Linked DNA regions of Homo sapiens: region 1 is linked to region 2. The links are chromatin loops, found by intact Hi-C in ENCODE. Cell type or tissue: mammary epithelial cell. All regions are shown on one strand.

What was found. A loop is a pair of places that touch in the nucleus more often than their neighbours do. Peaks named below come from ENCODE experiments on the same cell type or tissue, not always from the same donor. Only the 100,000 strongest peaks of a DNase experiment are listed, where the experiment ranks them.
Region 1: a loop joins it to region 2, with 18 times the contacts of the local background. A loop is called at or near these places in 2 of 110 quality-filtered maps.

The regions. Positions count from the first base shown.
Region 1 is chr14:42,219,738-42,227,737 of GRCh38, reverse strand. No RefSeq gene overlaps it. Among named protein-coding and RNA genes, the nearest start is that of LRFN5, 620 kb to the right of the region's middle. In mammary epithelial cell, a CTCF peak has its summit at 3,255 (motif pointing left); a DNase peak (open chromatin) is centred at 4,337; H3K27ac peaks cover 293 bases.
Region 2 is chr14:43,890,055-43,898,054 of GRCh38, reverse strand. No RefSeq gene overlaps it. Among named protein-coding and RNA genes, the nearest start is that of LINC02307, 490 kb to the left of the region's middle. In mammary epithelial cell, a CTCF peak has its summit at 3,331 (motif pointing right); no DNase peak of the experiment used is centred here.

The DNA of each region.
Region 1 (8,000 bases), 1.7 Mb after region 2:
ATTAGAAAAAGCTACTCTAAAATTCATAGGGGACCAAAAATGAGGTCAAATAGCCCAAGCAACTGTAAACAAGAAGAACAAAGCCAGAGGCATCAAACTACCCAATTTCAAACTATATGTTCAAACTAATATAGCTTTAATATAAGGCTGTATTAACCAAAACAGCATGGTACTGGTATAAAAACAGACACACAGACCAGCAAAACAGAATAAAAATCTCAAAAATAAAGCCACACATTTAAAACCATCTGATCAACTACAAGGCTGAGAAAAACAAGCAACGGGGAAAGGACTCTCTTTCCCAGGGGTGTTGGGATAATGGCCTAGCCATATGCAGAAGAATGAAACTGGACCCCTACCATTCACCATATGCAAAAATCCTACCTAGGAAATACCATTCTGGACATTAACCTTGGGAAAGAATTTTTGGCTAAGTCCCCAGAAACAATTGCAACAAAATCAAAAATTGACAATTGAAACCTAACTAAAGGGCTTCTGCACAGCAAAAGAAACTGAGAGTGAACAGACAACTTACAGAATAGGACAAAATACTCACCACATATGCATCTGACAAAGATCTAATAGGCAGAATCTGTAAGCAACTTAAGTGAACAAGCAAAAAACAAATAACCTCACTTAAAAAATGGGCAAAGGACATGAACAGACACTTCTTAAAAGAAGACCTACAAGTGGTCAACAAACATGAAAAAAATGCTCATCATCAATAATCAGCAGAGAAATGCAAATCAAAAGCACAATGAGATACTATCTCACACCAGTCAAAATGGCTATTATTAAAAAGTTAAAAAACAACAAATGCTGGTGAGGCTGCAGAGGAAAAGGAAAACTTACACATGGTTTGTGGGAGTATAAATTAGTTTAGCCACTGTGGAAAGCAGTTAGGAGGTTTCTCAAAAAAATTAAAACAGAGCCACCAATTTGACCCAAAGGAACATAGATCATTATACCCAAAAGGCACATGAACTCATATGCTTCTTACTGTGCTATTCACAATAGCAAAGACATGGAATCAACCTAGATGCCTAGTAATGGTCTGTTGGATAAAGAAAATGTGATATTTATACACAATGGAATACTATTCAGTCATAAAAAAGAATGAAATCGTATCCTTTGCAGCAACATGGATGGAGCTGAAGGCCATAATTTTAAGTGAACACAGGAACATAAAACTAAATATTGCATGTTCTCACTTATAAGTGGGAGCTAAAGATTGAGCACATATGAACATAAACCTGGAAACAACAGACACTATGGACCACCAGTGGCAGGAGGGATGATGTGGGGCATGGGCTGAAAAGCTACCTATTGAGTACTATTCTTACTACCTGGGTGCAGTATACCTATGTAACAAACCTACACCTGTGGCCCTTATATCTAAAATAAAAGTTGAAATTCAAAACTAATAGTACATAATAAGTTTAGGGCTCAATGAAGTGGATTAGTTAACTCTAAAATTTGGGGGGAAGTTTTAATGTGCTATAATTTATTCTCTTTTATCTTATCATGAGATTCCCATGAAGCTACCTGGAAACCTTGTAGGAATTTTGGGATTACTCTATTTTCTCCAAAAGGATTCTAGTCTTCTCAATTAACTTCAGCTCCATATTGACTCTCAGTGCCATAGTTTTAGCTGAGATCATGTGCCCAAAACCACACTGCCAGGTTAGTCTGCTTTATAGTAGTTTCCTGCCATAGCAATCTGCACCATGCTCATTTTTACTGTAGCAACCTACGGAATGCTAAACAAAGTTGCTACTAGAAAACAAAACAAAACCAAACAAAACAACAAGAAGAAAATTTATATGAAATGCATTTTGTTTTGCTCCTTCTGCCCATAATTTATCCTTTAAGAATTGAAACCTATGTGTGCTTGATTAAAAGAATGGATCTGAGATTAATGTCATACCTCGTGAACCCCCTTTCCATAATCATAGCTTATTGTCTCAAATGTGACCATCTGGCCCATGGAAAATTATTTAATTGCCAGTCAACAAACAATATAGTTACTTCATTTGGGATGTTGAACTGGATAGCACAAGCATACTGATTTAGTAAATTGTAAATAAGTTCTGATTAGTGACAAAATACCACAGTGAAGGTCTAAGAATTTCTTAGGCTGAACCCCTCACAGTTGCCCTGGATCATACATTTCCTGAGGCTTGCTGTGTGTGTTTCTTTACAATATATTTTTTTTCTTCTTTGAGCCATTTGTCACCAGTGTGCTAAAATCAAATGCATTATAATAAAAACAGTGAATTCTTGGCATAGCTTTACCTGTAAAATTAGACAGCTCTAGTTTATTATTTTTATAAGATACCCAGGTGATCCATATGCAGATTAAAGTTTGGGGACCACTGCTCTAAAGTCAGGTAAAATAAAAGAATTAACATGAAGTAGTTGCAATTAACCTAAAGTGGGGTAGTACAGTCTGACAAATTTTTATTTGTCAATTATCCCTTCATAAAGCTATGGAAAAAACGAACTTGTTATTTATGTCCTAATGTAGAAAGATGTTCATGATATATGAAGTGAATAAAAAGAAACTGTGCAAATTATACATACACGCATAGTATAAATCTATTGTTATAAAATATATATGCTACATATATTATATGACAGACATGTGACACACGTACACTTCCACAAATATACACAAAAAAGGATAAAAACAGAAACCATATTTAAAAAATCAGTGGTGCAATGAGATACATGAAATGAGAACTTTCACTTTATAAAATTTCTTAGCAATACTATTATAAGTAGTATCTACTTTGTGGAGTTCTAAGAAGTTTACATATTTTCTAAAAACGCTTTTTTTTCCCCCAAACACCACTACCTCTATTGTTATGTAGCCAATTTTACTATATGCCTCCCATCATTTTAGCAGACCTTTTCTGCTTTTCTGTTAGGAGCCATATTAAACGGCAAAAAAAAAGGCAGAAAGCGAAATGAATTACCTCTTGATAATAAGTCTGACAAATTTGGCAGGAAAAAATATTCTAACAGATAAACAAAGTTGTAGAACTATCTATATACATAAATAGCACATGAATATATAAAATAGATTTATTTTCCCTTAACTAAAATAAAAACCATGGACTTTTGTAAAGTATCAGTTTATCAGGAATTTGCCAATAGGAGACACTTTTCTTCATGGATCAGTCATATTTAGAAGAAAATCTATGTCCCCTTCCTTGGAATTGCACTGCTCTCCTTGTTGCTCTGGCACCCCCTGGTGGACTGAAATCACACAGATTAGGGAGAATGGAGGAGTAACCCACCAGGAATCTGTTGTCTGGAAGATAAATGTGTTGCATTTTTCAAGTAACTTCTCTGATTTGAGCACTTTGAGATGAAAGTACATTTTGGTTACATTGATTTAGTACTATGGCCTTCTGATAAAGGCACTGTTGGGCCCTCTGTGGTGCAAGCTTCTCTGTGCTTCCTCTGGGTTTTTAATATTTAGTAAAGCAGCTGTGCACAGTCAAGTTCAATATCCAGAGATGTAACAGATAAGGTCACAGAGAAAATATGAAATACCAGACTCTTAGGAGTAGACACATAGGTGTATGTGTTTGTGTGAATTTTTCCTTCCTATTTGAAATTTTGCCCTGTGTGTTTTTGGATAATCATACTGTCCCCAGAAAAGGCTCTTAAAGACAGAATTGTTGAATTGCTACTAGCAAAGGCTTTGGAGTTAGACAAATCTGGACTTGTGTTTATCCTCAAACAGTTTTTACATATATCTTGAAATTCCTATCTATGAGGTACACACCATTGAATCAACATATTTGAGCAAGTTACGATGATTAAAATGATGCATGTAGAACAGTGCTTAGTAAAAATTACATACTTAATAAATTAGTGATACACACAGGTTTTCTCTAAAATGCAAATAAAATACTTTTTGAGTTTTTTTCTTTAGTTTTAGTACTGGAAAACTGAAGATTTTTTTTTCTATTTTCTGGAAGTCAAACTGTACTTATAGTAAAACATATAGATAGATCTTTCTGAAAAATATATAATGATGATCTAGCAGGGTTTCAGTTTCCCTAAATTATTGATGTCCTGAAAAATACTATGTATTCTGAGAATAGAGATAATCTCCTTGATCATCTCTCCAAAGGGAACCCCCAAGAACTGCAGTTTTTCCTAATCTGTTTCTGGGCTGTGGGTGTTTGAAGTAATTTTTTCGTATCTCTTGAGGCATGTTTCATGTCTGTGTTTCTAGGTTGTCATTCAAGCAGGTCAGGGAAGAGAACAACAGCTCCTCTCCCAAGAGTCAGGCATGTGGTTTGGCATTGCACGGCTATAGTAATTGGAGTCACAAAAGTACTGAGTCAGCCCAACTGGCAGAGAGGGAGTTTCAGAGCACCGCTCTCTGAGAACTAAGAGGGATAGCCATCTGCTGTGATTATACTGACATCTGCAACCTATTCACTGAAGAAGAACACCTGAAAAGTCGATCCTAAGTGGGCCAGCTGCATCAGGTTTTCTCTGCAGACTTTTCTGAGAGGATTGGTGATTATTCAAGTGCAGTTTTTACTTCCTCTCAGAAGTCAAGGCTTTTTTTCTATTCAAGCACTTCTGTGTACACTGATACTTTGGGGATTTTCTCTAAAACTAAATTGGGGGTTTTTGAACTGAAACCAGCTCTCTGAACTGAAAGTACTGTTTTATAGAAAGATCTGAAAGCTTTCTTCTTTCTCAGTATTTAACCATTCAGAGGTGAGCATTATGTTCACAGAATTATATCTAAAAGTACTAGAAGAGCATCATTAAAGCAACTACAGATGGTACCTACTGCATGTGCCTGTCATTTTGTACACGGATGTGCCAAACCCCTCGGTACCTCAGGAGCTATTACACACACACACACACACACACACACACACACACACGCAATATGTGGAGGGCCAATTCTTTATACATATTTTCTGTCTACCTGTGGGTAAAGTGCTTGTAGAAGACACTCAATACTTCTCAATACTTATTTCTTTAGTTATATTACTTATGTATTTTACAAAAACGTATCTGTATAGCTTATTATAAGCAAGATATTCTTTGAATTGTTTTACTAATATTAACTCTCATATTTTCTAGAAGTCCTACTATAACAGTCATTTATTACTGCTATGACAAATTATTACACACTTGGTGGCTTAACACAGATTTACTGTCCTATACTTCCAGAGGCCAGGATTCCAAAATGGCTCTCACTGAGATAAAATCAAAGTGTCAGCATGGCTGTGTTTTTTCTGCAAGGAAGAAAGGAGCATCAATTTCCTTGCCTTTTCCAGCTTCCAGAAGCCACCCACATTTTTGGCTCAGGCTCAATTTCTCCATCTTCAAAGTCATCCATAGCCGGTCACGTATTTATCATGCTATATCACTCTGGTTATCTGCCTCCATTACATCTTCTGCTCTGACTCTCCTTCCTCTCTATTTCTCTTTTAAGGATTACCTCCCTTTCTAATGATGCTTAGTCACATCTGCAAAATCCCTTCTGCCATGTGAAGTAGCACACAGGTTCTGATGATTAGGACATGAGCATCTTTAGGGAGTCATTATTCTAGCTGCCACAACTGCTGTAATTATTCTTATTTTATACATGAGAAAATTGAGACTCAGAGAAATTAAGGAATTTATCCAAGATCACAGTTACTAGGAGCACAGTTTGGATTTAAACACTATCAGTTTAGCTTTGGCATCTGGTTTTTTTAACAACTGCACGGTTTAATGTTTGTGGATTGAAAGAGAAAGAAGGAAAAAGTGAAGGAAGAAAGGAGCCAGACACATGATATTTTCAATCTATTCATTCATATACAATAAAGCCAGCTAGCATTTAACAAATTAAACTCTTACTTTCAGTAGCATAGTGATTACATAAAGATACCATAATAACAACAAAACACAATAGAAATATCTTAAAGACAAAAGAAATGATGTCCCAAATTAATGAATATGGGCCACTGATATTCATGACGTTTGCTGCACCAACTGCCTGAGAAGGGCTGAAAGATACTAAGACACAAAGAAAGAATCACAGTAAAAGAGATGGTGGAGGATGTGCAAAAACAATGCAGAGAATTGTGATAACAAGAAGAATGTGAGGTGTCTCTGAAGGGGCGATACAGATGTGAAATTGAGAAGAAACCACAAAATTAGAAGAGTATTTTAATTAGCTATCCAAAAATGTATATAAAACAGGTATCTTTAACTTTATTGTAGGTTCAGAGGCACATGTGCAAATTAGTTATATAGGTAAATCGTGTGTCACAGGGGTTTGGTGTACAGGTCATACAGGTTTGTCATGCAGGTAATAAGCACGGAACCCAATAGGTAGTTTTATGATCTTCACCCTTTCCACCCAACTCCACCCTTGAGTTGACCACATGCTCTATCGTTCCTTTCTTTGTGTTCATGTGTACTCTATGTTTAGCTCCCAATTATAAGAACACTTGATATTTGGTTTTCTGATTTTGCATTCATTCACTCAGCATAATGGCCTCCAGCTCCATCCATGTTGCTGTAAAAGATATGATCTCATTCTTTTTTATGGCTGCATAGTATTTCATGGTGTATCTGTACTACATTTTCTTTATCCACTCTACCATTGATGGGGATTTAGGTTGATTCCATGTCTGCTATTGTGAATAGTGCTGCGATCAACATAAACATGCATGTGTCTTTATGGTAGAATAATGTATATTCCTTTTGGTATATACACAGTAATGGGATTACTGGATCAAATGGTGGCTCAGTTTTAAGTTCTTTGAGAAATCGCTGAACTGCTTTCCACAATGGCTGAGATCATTTATGTTCCCACCAGCAGTGTATAAGAAAGTGTTCCCTTTTCTTTGCAACCTGGCTTCACCAGCATCTGTTATTTTTTGACTCTAAAAAACCCATCATGACTATTCTGAGATGGTATCACATGTGGTTTTGATTTTTATTTCTCTAATGATTAGTGATGTTGAGCATTTTTGCATATGCTTGTAGAATTGATATCTTCCAGCAGTTTCCATGGCCAAAATAGACAAGACAACCAAATTCTTTAATGTTTAAGGCTTTTCAATGTTTATGTCAGGGCATGTTGGAACTCCAAGTTGAACTCTAGTATGAGATCCTTGTCTAATTTGTAGATAAAATACTGAACTGAAAGCAGAGAGCGAGTGCATAGCAGAATACGCTCAGTAACATTAATTAATAACTGAAATTAACCTCGCAAAAGTCAGGATACAAATTCAGTATCTCCAGTTAAATAAAAGTAAAGCCATGACAAATATACCCAAACAAGAAAGCATTCCAGGCACCATTAAGTGATGTTGTTTGTCACATTCTCCAATTCTTTCCCCTTTACAGAAAAACAAAATTGTGTAATTACTTTCCCAAAAACATTTCATTTAACAAATATCAGACACTCTTCCACCTGATAAGTATTGTGTAAGTATGCACAGATAAAGAAAGCCATGTTCGCAGCTCACACACATGTATTTAAGATGTGAGAGGAGTATTTTAAATAATACAAACATTTATGAATAGCATTGACTCATTATGTTTCTGAAGCAAAAAGCAGCAACTATCAATTATTTTACTGGTCAATAAAACAACCTATTAGCAAATACTAATATTTTGAGGTATTTTTATAGATGTTTTCCTTATGAATACATCCAAAGATAAGAAAAAATATTGACTCATATTTTAGAAACTTCGATTTTTTAAGTTTTATTTTAAACATTTTATTTTGAACAAAACGCCTGTGGGCATTTCTCCATATCATTAAATGTCCTCTTGTCGAAGGGCTACATGCTATTCCACTGTATATGCACACCATAACGCATTCAGCTAAGCCAATTTTGTTTGCAATTTAGTGAAAAATTTAGTATTGGAACTGAAAATTTCTCTAAAATCTTTGCTCCACAACCCCCATGCAGTGACACAGTTCCATGATGTTTATCACTTCTTTCTGCCAAACT
Region 2 (8,000 bases):
TGAGTTCACCATCAAAATTATTAAACTTGGAAAATGATTTAGGTAGGTTTAAAAAGGAGAACATGTTAAATAAAGTTTTTAAAGGATAGATTTTGGTAAAATTACAGAAAGTTTTGGATCCTATTTAAATTTTTTTTTTGCCTTAGCCATTGAAAGACTTTGAAAAGAATAGGGTGACCGAGATGAACATAGTATTATTGTAGGTAGAATGGCCATGCAACTTATCCCCTAATTGGATCTTTTTTTTTAGAGTGAAAGGGACTGCTTTCATTTGTCGCAATAGGAAAAATTAGGAGTGTTTCAGGAAAACTGGGATGTATGGTCACCCCAATTATTGGCCATCATGTTCATTAGAAAGAAACATAGAAGATAAGAGCAAGAAAAGAAGACACTGATAGTCTTGCTATAAAACATGAGAACCTGTACTGCTTTAATAAGAGGGAGGATAAAATCAAACCAATTGATTCAAGGGCACAAGTGAAAGACATATGCACAGAATATAGTATTTGCTTGAATGTGGCTGTAGGATGGTTAAAATGATGCATAGTTTGGTTGGATATGTCTGGGAGAAAATATCACTATTAAGAATTAGATAATCTACCCTACTAGTCTCAAATTGAACATGTGTCAGAGAAAACAAAAGTGTATGTCTATAGTGTCATGAAATTATAATGTAAAGATAATGGTAAGTTTTACAAAGTGAATAGAAATTTTCTATTAGACATTTAGGGCAAAGGACCAAGTTGTATTTATTATTTTTCTCCCAGAATCTAGTTTAGTCCACGGCACATAGTAGGCATTCCAATCATATTATTTTGATTATTCTTAAAAGGAAGTTTTTACATAAAAATGTTTTAATGTTACTGAGTATAGGAAATACATTATAATATTCCTAGGAAGGTGTACAGAAGGACAACTATATTGCGATAATAATTCAATTTGCACACCTTATTCCAAATCTCAGTGCCCCAGGTACATCATGGAAGGGTAAATAACATCCATCTCTAATAAATGAAATAAAGCCACCTTATGTCTTTACTAAATCAGAATAAATGATAAGCCTATGGGACAGCAAAAATCAGTTAACTAGTTTAATGTCTTATTTCACCCAATAATTATGATAAAAATCCAATGAAATAAAAAGATATTATTATACCTTTAATGTGTCTAACTTTAATGTAAAAGGGAAAACAACAAGAAAAGCCACCAATTATTTCATCAAACCAGTGTTGCAAAAACATTAAACAACATGAATTTCTCTTACATGACATTCAACCCCCAGTTGTTAGCTTTGAGGTGTTTACAAGAAGATAGAAAGTATTTATAAGGAGGATGAACCAATTTTCATACTTAGTTTACATTATTTTTGGAGGAAGGTCATCTACTAACTTTTAGTTGAAAAAGTCTTCTCATTGGACCTAAAATAACTCCAAATTGCTGTGTATTAAAGACATGTCTTCTAAATGCTATTTTTGTCTTAAAGTAGTACATTAGTTAATGCCTTCCTAAGTTATAGTTATACAATTCTGGATATATGTAGGGTATATTGAAGGCTCAATTTGATTCACCTTGGGGGAAGACAAAGTCATATTGATAGAGTAACTACAGAATGACCCTTCACTTTCACTACATCCATCTTAACCACTGGAGAGCAATGAGCTTCTGAAGAGCCCTTGTGCCAGCTTCATAGCTTCTTGCCCCTACCTCACTCAGTATCCCAGCCATGGTGCATTGGTTCTGTGTACTTCAACAAGCTTTGCACAAGATAGCCTGACTGCACTTTGCCTTATTTACATTTTCTGCACCTCACATTTCCTGCTCCATGGCTTCTCTGAAGACAAAGTTTAGGAAGCCAGCCGGGAAGCCTACAGGAATTCTTTGAGCCTCATGCATACAGTACTTAGAAGTGTGAGGGAGTTGACATTCCTTGAGGCAGCACTTTATCAATGGGGGATAGGAGCCCACGGATTAATTCTCTTGTTTTTCCACTGGGTGGATAGTTTTAAGGTACATTTTATTAGGCATCTCAGAATGTTTTGGTGGCATCATGTGATGAGTCACCCTTAGCTGTAAGAACTCCTTGTATTGGTTTTACTTCCTTTTCTTATTCCAACTCTCCAGTGTTCCAAAGTAAATTACGTAACTATAGATCTTTGTCCCAGGCTCTGCTTTTGGTGAAAGGGTTGGTACTGGGAGTAGCCCTAGAAAGTATACCCTCAGGATATTGATGCTCTGTTACTTACTACACATATGACAACAGAGGCCCCATTATTGGTAGTAAGTGCTATTGGACAGCACCATTATATAAGGGGATACACAGTTCTGACTTAGTAGTATGGCACCTACACAACATTGCTTTGGAACGAGGAACTCAATTTGTAATAAAGGAGATTCTACAATATGCACATGACTGTGGGATCTGTGGGTCTTCCCATCTATCTCATCACTCAGAAACATCTACGTTGATAGAGCCATAGATTGACTTTATTAAGCCTTAGCTAAGATACCAGCTCAGGGACTACCACTAAGATTTGGAATTTTGTTTTCCAAGATGTTGTACATATGTTGAGCCAATGACTGATATGTTGTACCAGATCCTGAAAAACATTCCTCTAGGAATCAAGAAGTGAATGTAAGATGGGTCTATTCATCCTAACTCTTACTGTCCTGTACTTACAGCAATCATGGCCCAAAAAGGGCAAGGAAATTGAGGAGTTAGATTTTTGAGAGACTATTATTTTGTTACATAACCAGGTAAAAACACTTGATAGGCTGATATAAGAAATAAAGTTTCAAAAAACCTAGAACACATGGTGAAGACAAACAGAGTTAATGGTGAAATATCAGTTAAGGACTATGAGTGAGCTGTAGGAACAGAGATTATAATTAGTCACAATAATTGTCTTTTATGAAACTCATAGAATTTGGATCAGGCTGAAGGGTACTATAAGATGGATCGGGGTTAATGGAGAGCATAAACCTATCTACATATCTAAGCGAGGCACAGGGCTGACTGTATAAAATACCTTTTCAATGCGCTTCAAATCTTCTTGGCCTCATCTCATTACTAGCAGAGATGTGGCAACTAGTTTTGAGTGAGTAGAACCTAAGAGTTTCTCATGCTAAGCACATACTCCGCACCTCTTTCTTCTTGCCCTGGTTTTTCTCTGACATTATAATGTAAGAACTTCATATTCATGTAGGAACTTCAGGTCTTTCACACATGCAACTAGGAAGTACCAAAATGTTAATGTCCGATGGAACAATCCTTTATCTATGAGGGAGGGTGACAAATAAATGTTTCCCTTTCTTACCGCTAGGGGGCATAATTCTGAGATACTTTTCTCAAGGCTCCTCAACAGGTCCCAGCAGTATTCAGAACTGATGATACACAGTGGTGGCTAAGTCAGTAATGCACCAGTACATTAGCTTCCTCTCTTACCCTGGATCACTTCTCCAGTCCCTCATTTCTGCTCTTACAAACAATCTTTTGTCTCAGACATTGGTGTTTGGGTAACTAGACTAAGCAAAAACATTAGTAAAGAAAGTGTGTGATTGCATTACCTTCTGATGTTAGGTAGAGTGGGAAAAAGACACAGTGAGATCTAGATACAATTTTAAAGTATAAGAATTTGCCTTTACATTTACTTATTTTCCTCTTAAGAATCCTACTATATTTGTTCTAATTGCTGCGCAGGGCTCTCAGGTAATCCGTATCACGATTTTCTATTAAAATGATTTGTTTTCAATGAGATGACAAGTTAAAACTGAAAAAAATAACTAAATTGTTCAAATATGTACATTGATAACAAACAATAGCTTACTTCACCAAGATATCCTTTGCGTTTTAGTAACAAATAGGTACTCAATCTAGAACATGGGCTCTAGCTAGATTGTGAAGGGACCGTGACTGGTTGTTAGGAATATAGTTTCAGAGAAAGATGTCTTGATGTCCTGTAAATTACTTTTGCTATAAAAAATGACAAACTTATAATCAAATAATAGGGATTACTTTTTCTTGAATGTTATATCTATTGTTAACAAATTTTGATGTAATAGTAGATGCCAAAGTTAGGTTAAATTTTGATCACATGTTTCAACCTGTCATAGGGATGGCATTCAAGTTATATAACTTCAAATTACTAATCTGAATATTCCTGATTTAAATTTGCTGCAAAACATGTACACTCTGAAACTTGTAAAATTTTGGGAAATTAATATTATTGCTGAAAAATGTTACAGCTAAAAACAGTAAATGAAAAATATTGTAGTAATCTTATATGGCTCTTTGGGCTGTTTTTATCAAAGCTACTTTATAAAATTTTTAGAAGCACTGCTATTGAGAAATATATGACTTGGCTGTTAGCATTATATTCAGTAGAAAAATAATAGTAGGTCAGTTGCATGCACAACATATAATTTTCTTAATATTTTCAGAACTTTTCCTCTAATATCTACCTATAACAACATTGAATTAAGAAATTTGATTTTTGTGTTTGCCTGAAAACTATAATATTAAATTTTCCATTGAAATAGAAAAGTCACATTTGTTTTCTGATTTTCATATTAGTAATTTTTTCTCTGATTTAGTAAAATTTTAAGAGTACACTTAATTATTCAGTTTCAGTGAGTTCTGCTTAGCTATATCTACTACAACACTATTTGGTTCTAACTCCAACAATTAAAAGTACAGTGCTGGACACAGATGTTATGTACAAGCCTTTTTAGTACATTCAATTTGCCTACACTCTTTACATTGTTAATTTTTAAAAATAATCTGAAACAAGTTTTTCAAGTTAAAAATAACTAAGATAAAATATGAAAATCAGCAAATGTTCATGGTTGTTCAGTACAATGAGACAACTGGTAGTAATATTCTCTGACATTTACTTCATTTTTATGATTACTAATGGCCGAATTATTGTGGTAAAAATTGTAGCTGCAAGAGTTTTGCCACTAGACGTGTAGAAATGATGTTAGTTAAATGGTTTGTAATGGAAATGGAAATAACTTCTATGAAAGGTAAATAAAGAAGCATAAAGAAGAGGAATAAAGTATAACTGGTTCATACTTGAGGCTAATAGACTGTACCACCTATTTCTTTTTCAGTCATCTAAACTTTTTTCGCTTGTTGGGTCCATGTCTGTTGGAGTGGGAGTTATAAGCTAACATTGATATTTTTCAGGTATCTTCAGTTTTTTGCACACATTTTCATATTTTTTTATTTTAAAGAGCAAAACAAATACATGGCAATTATTATGAAAGCTGAGGTTCAAGTAGATTCTATGATTCTATCAAAGGACTAAGCTATTCAATAATTGTGTAGGTACTAACTTAACTTCCTTTCTGTCATTTGTTACCTTCCAGTTCATGACTAGAGCCATTTAAAAATTACATTGTTTCCCAAACTCACTATTGTCCTTTAACAAATACAAGAAAAAAAAAGTCAAATATATTGCTTATTACTTATTTAAGAGCTATCTGTATCTCTCTGTGTATCCTATCCCTTAGAGATTTCAGGAAACTTAAAATTGGCCAGTTAACATTTCACTCCTCTCTAAAAATTGCTAAGTCAATGGCTAAAATAAAGGAAAAAAGGCAGGCGTGGTGGAAAGGGGCTGATTCTTCAGTGAGCCTAAAATTACCAATCTTTTCAAACTGCAGACAAAAATACAAGTTAAAATATCATTATTCATTTATTGTATGACCATATTGAAGAAATGTGAAGAGAATGAAGATATTTATTATTTATATGATGTAATGCACAAGATGTTTTAAAATAACTTGGAGCTAAACCAACAAATAAGAAAAATAAATGTCAAGAAACAAAAAGCCAGGTTATCCTAAATATTACTATAGGCAAGAAGCACTCAGAGCCTAAATAATAGGCCTTTATCTTTAACCACCTCATGTAATGGTCATCCTTTCAATTCTTTAGCCAAAAAACTTGGAGTCAATTTTGACTCCTGTCATTCTCTCAAAATCTTCATGTAATCACTTATCTGCTCCTGATGGTTGTGTCTTCAAAATTTATGCAGCATCTAGCCACTGACTTCATCTCCACTCTAACTACTAGAATCCAAATTCAGCATGACTTGTTTAGATTATTGAGGCAGTCTAGCTATTTCCTGTTTTTGCCCTTACCCTTTTAGTCTATTTTGAAGAAATCCGCTCAAATGAGCCAGGTAATGTTACTTCAGCTCTACACCATCAGATGACTTCTTATCGCATTTAGAGTAAAATCCACATTCACTAAAATGGGCTCTAAGACTCTGGATGATGTGGCCTGCTGCTCCTCATCCCTAACTCTCCATCTCATCTCCTAACACTCCTCCATCCTCTCCTCCTTTCTTCCAGGACATATCAGGCACACCCCATCCTCAGGACTTCTGTGTTTGTTGTTTACTTCCCTAGGTATTTCTTTGCTCATATGTGGTATAACCCATTTTGCTGACTCCTTTAGTTCTTCAAATAAATATCTCATTCCCATTAAGATTTGCCCTTATTTAAAATTGCAGCATCTTCTTCCAAAGTTTCTTATTGTCTTTCTTTTATTTTATTTCATTCTAATTATCACCATATAATGTATATTTTACTTATAGATACTGTTTACTTTCTGTATACCTTCGCCCTAGTGCAAATGAATGTAAGGAAAATTTGTCTTTTTTTCTTCAATTCTTTGTTTACTATCGGACACAGAGTAGGTGCTCAAAAATATTTGTTGAATGCAAGACTAACTAATGTGAAAAAAGCCTTTCAGATATTTTAAGGGTAGAATCTTTTCCTTATGAATAAACGCTTAAATAATTATAAAGGCCTGATCTGAATCATCCAATAAAATTATACCCACTTTTTGTGGACAAAGCATCTAAAATTGCTCAGAGATTAGATATTTTTATAGTCAAATATATTCTTTTGTTTTCTTAATCTGTATGGCCTTCTACTTGTTAAAGTAGTGGGTGAGCATCACTAATATTACTTGTCGCTTCAAAGTATTAATGCACATTTTAAAAGAATGAAAAATTGAGTTGGCAAATTAAGACTAAAAAGCACTATTCAACTAAGCATCAGCAAAGGTGTTTATTGTTTTGGGCTACACTGGAAAGAATGAAACCTACCTTTAATCTTGGCACTTTTAATTATGTAACCCTGGAAAAATCATAGAACCCTCTGACTTTTGGTTTCTCAAGCTGTGCTTGAGAATGCTACTGGTTCTATTGAATGGGCTCTGTGGATGGATAAAATAAGTACACAGCAATTGAATTTTCCATGGTATTTCAGGGTTTTGTGAAATATACTGGGACCATACGCCCTACATAAGATTAATGCAAGAATATACCCTTCTCTCCCACTGAACTGTGCTTTTGCAGTCATAGTAACTGTTAGGTTTAGCAATCCAACAACAATTTTTGTTGTTGAAAGACTTTATAGACACAAATTCATTATGTTATTTAGTTATAAAGTTGACTATAATCTCTTCTCAGTTACTTTTTCTGCATACATTCAATTAATTTATTTAATGTTTCTTCTAGTCAGTGTCTTTCTTTTGATTATCATGCTTTGAAATATTCCCAACATTTCAACTATGTATTGATCCCAAGGATCTTAAAGCAAGTTTATTACCAGAGAAGCATCTCAGCACTATTATGCAGAGAAACAAACTTGAATAGAGTTTTGATAATCTTTATATAAGCCTTAGGCAACTTAAACGCTTTTTAAGAAAACTACACCATAAAACTTTGGCACTCTTCTCTAGTGTTTATGAAAATTTTTTTTCTCTAATTCTGCCTTTAAAAAATTAGGAAAAATTGAATCTTACGGTGTTTCTCAAGTTTTGGTCTTATTTTAAAGAGCACTTTGACTTAGGCTCTTTTATATAGAAGCTCCCCAAGGGCATTAAAGTGAATGTGAAATAGTGAAATCAGTGTTTTCAATATCAGTGAGCTAGTATTGCTTCAGCTTTGATTCTTCCCACTAATATTTTTTTCAGCCCTTGAGAA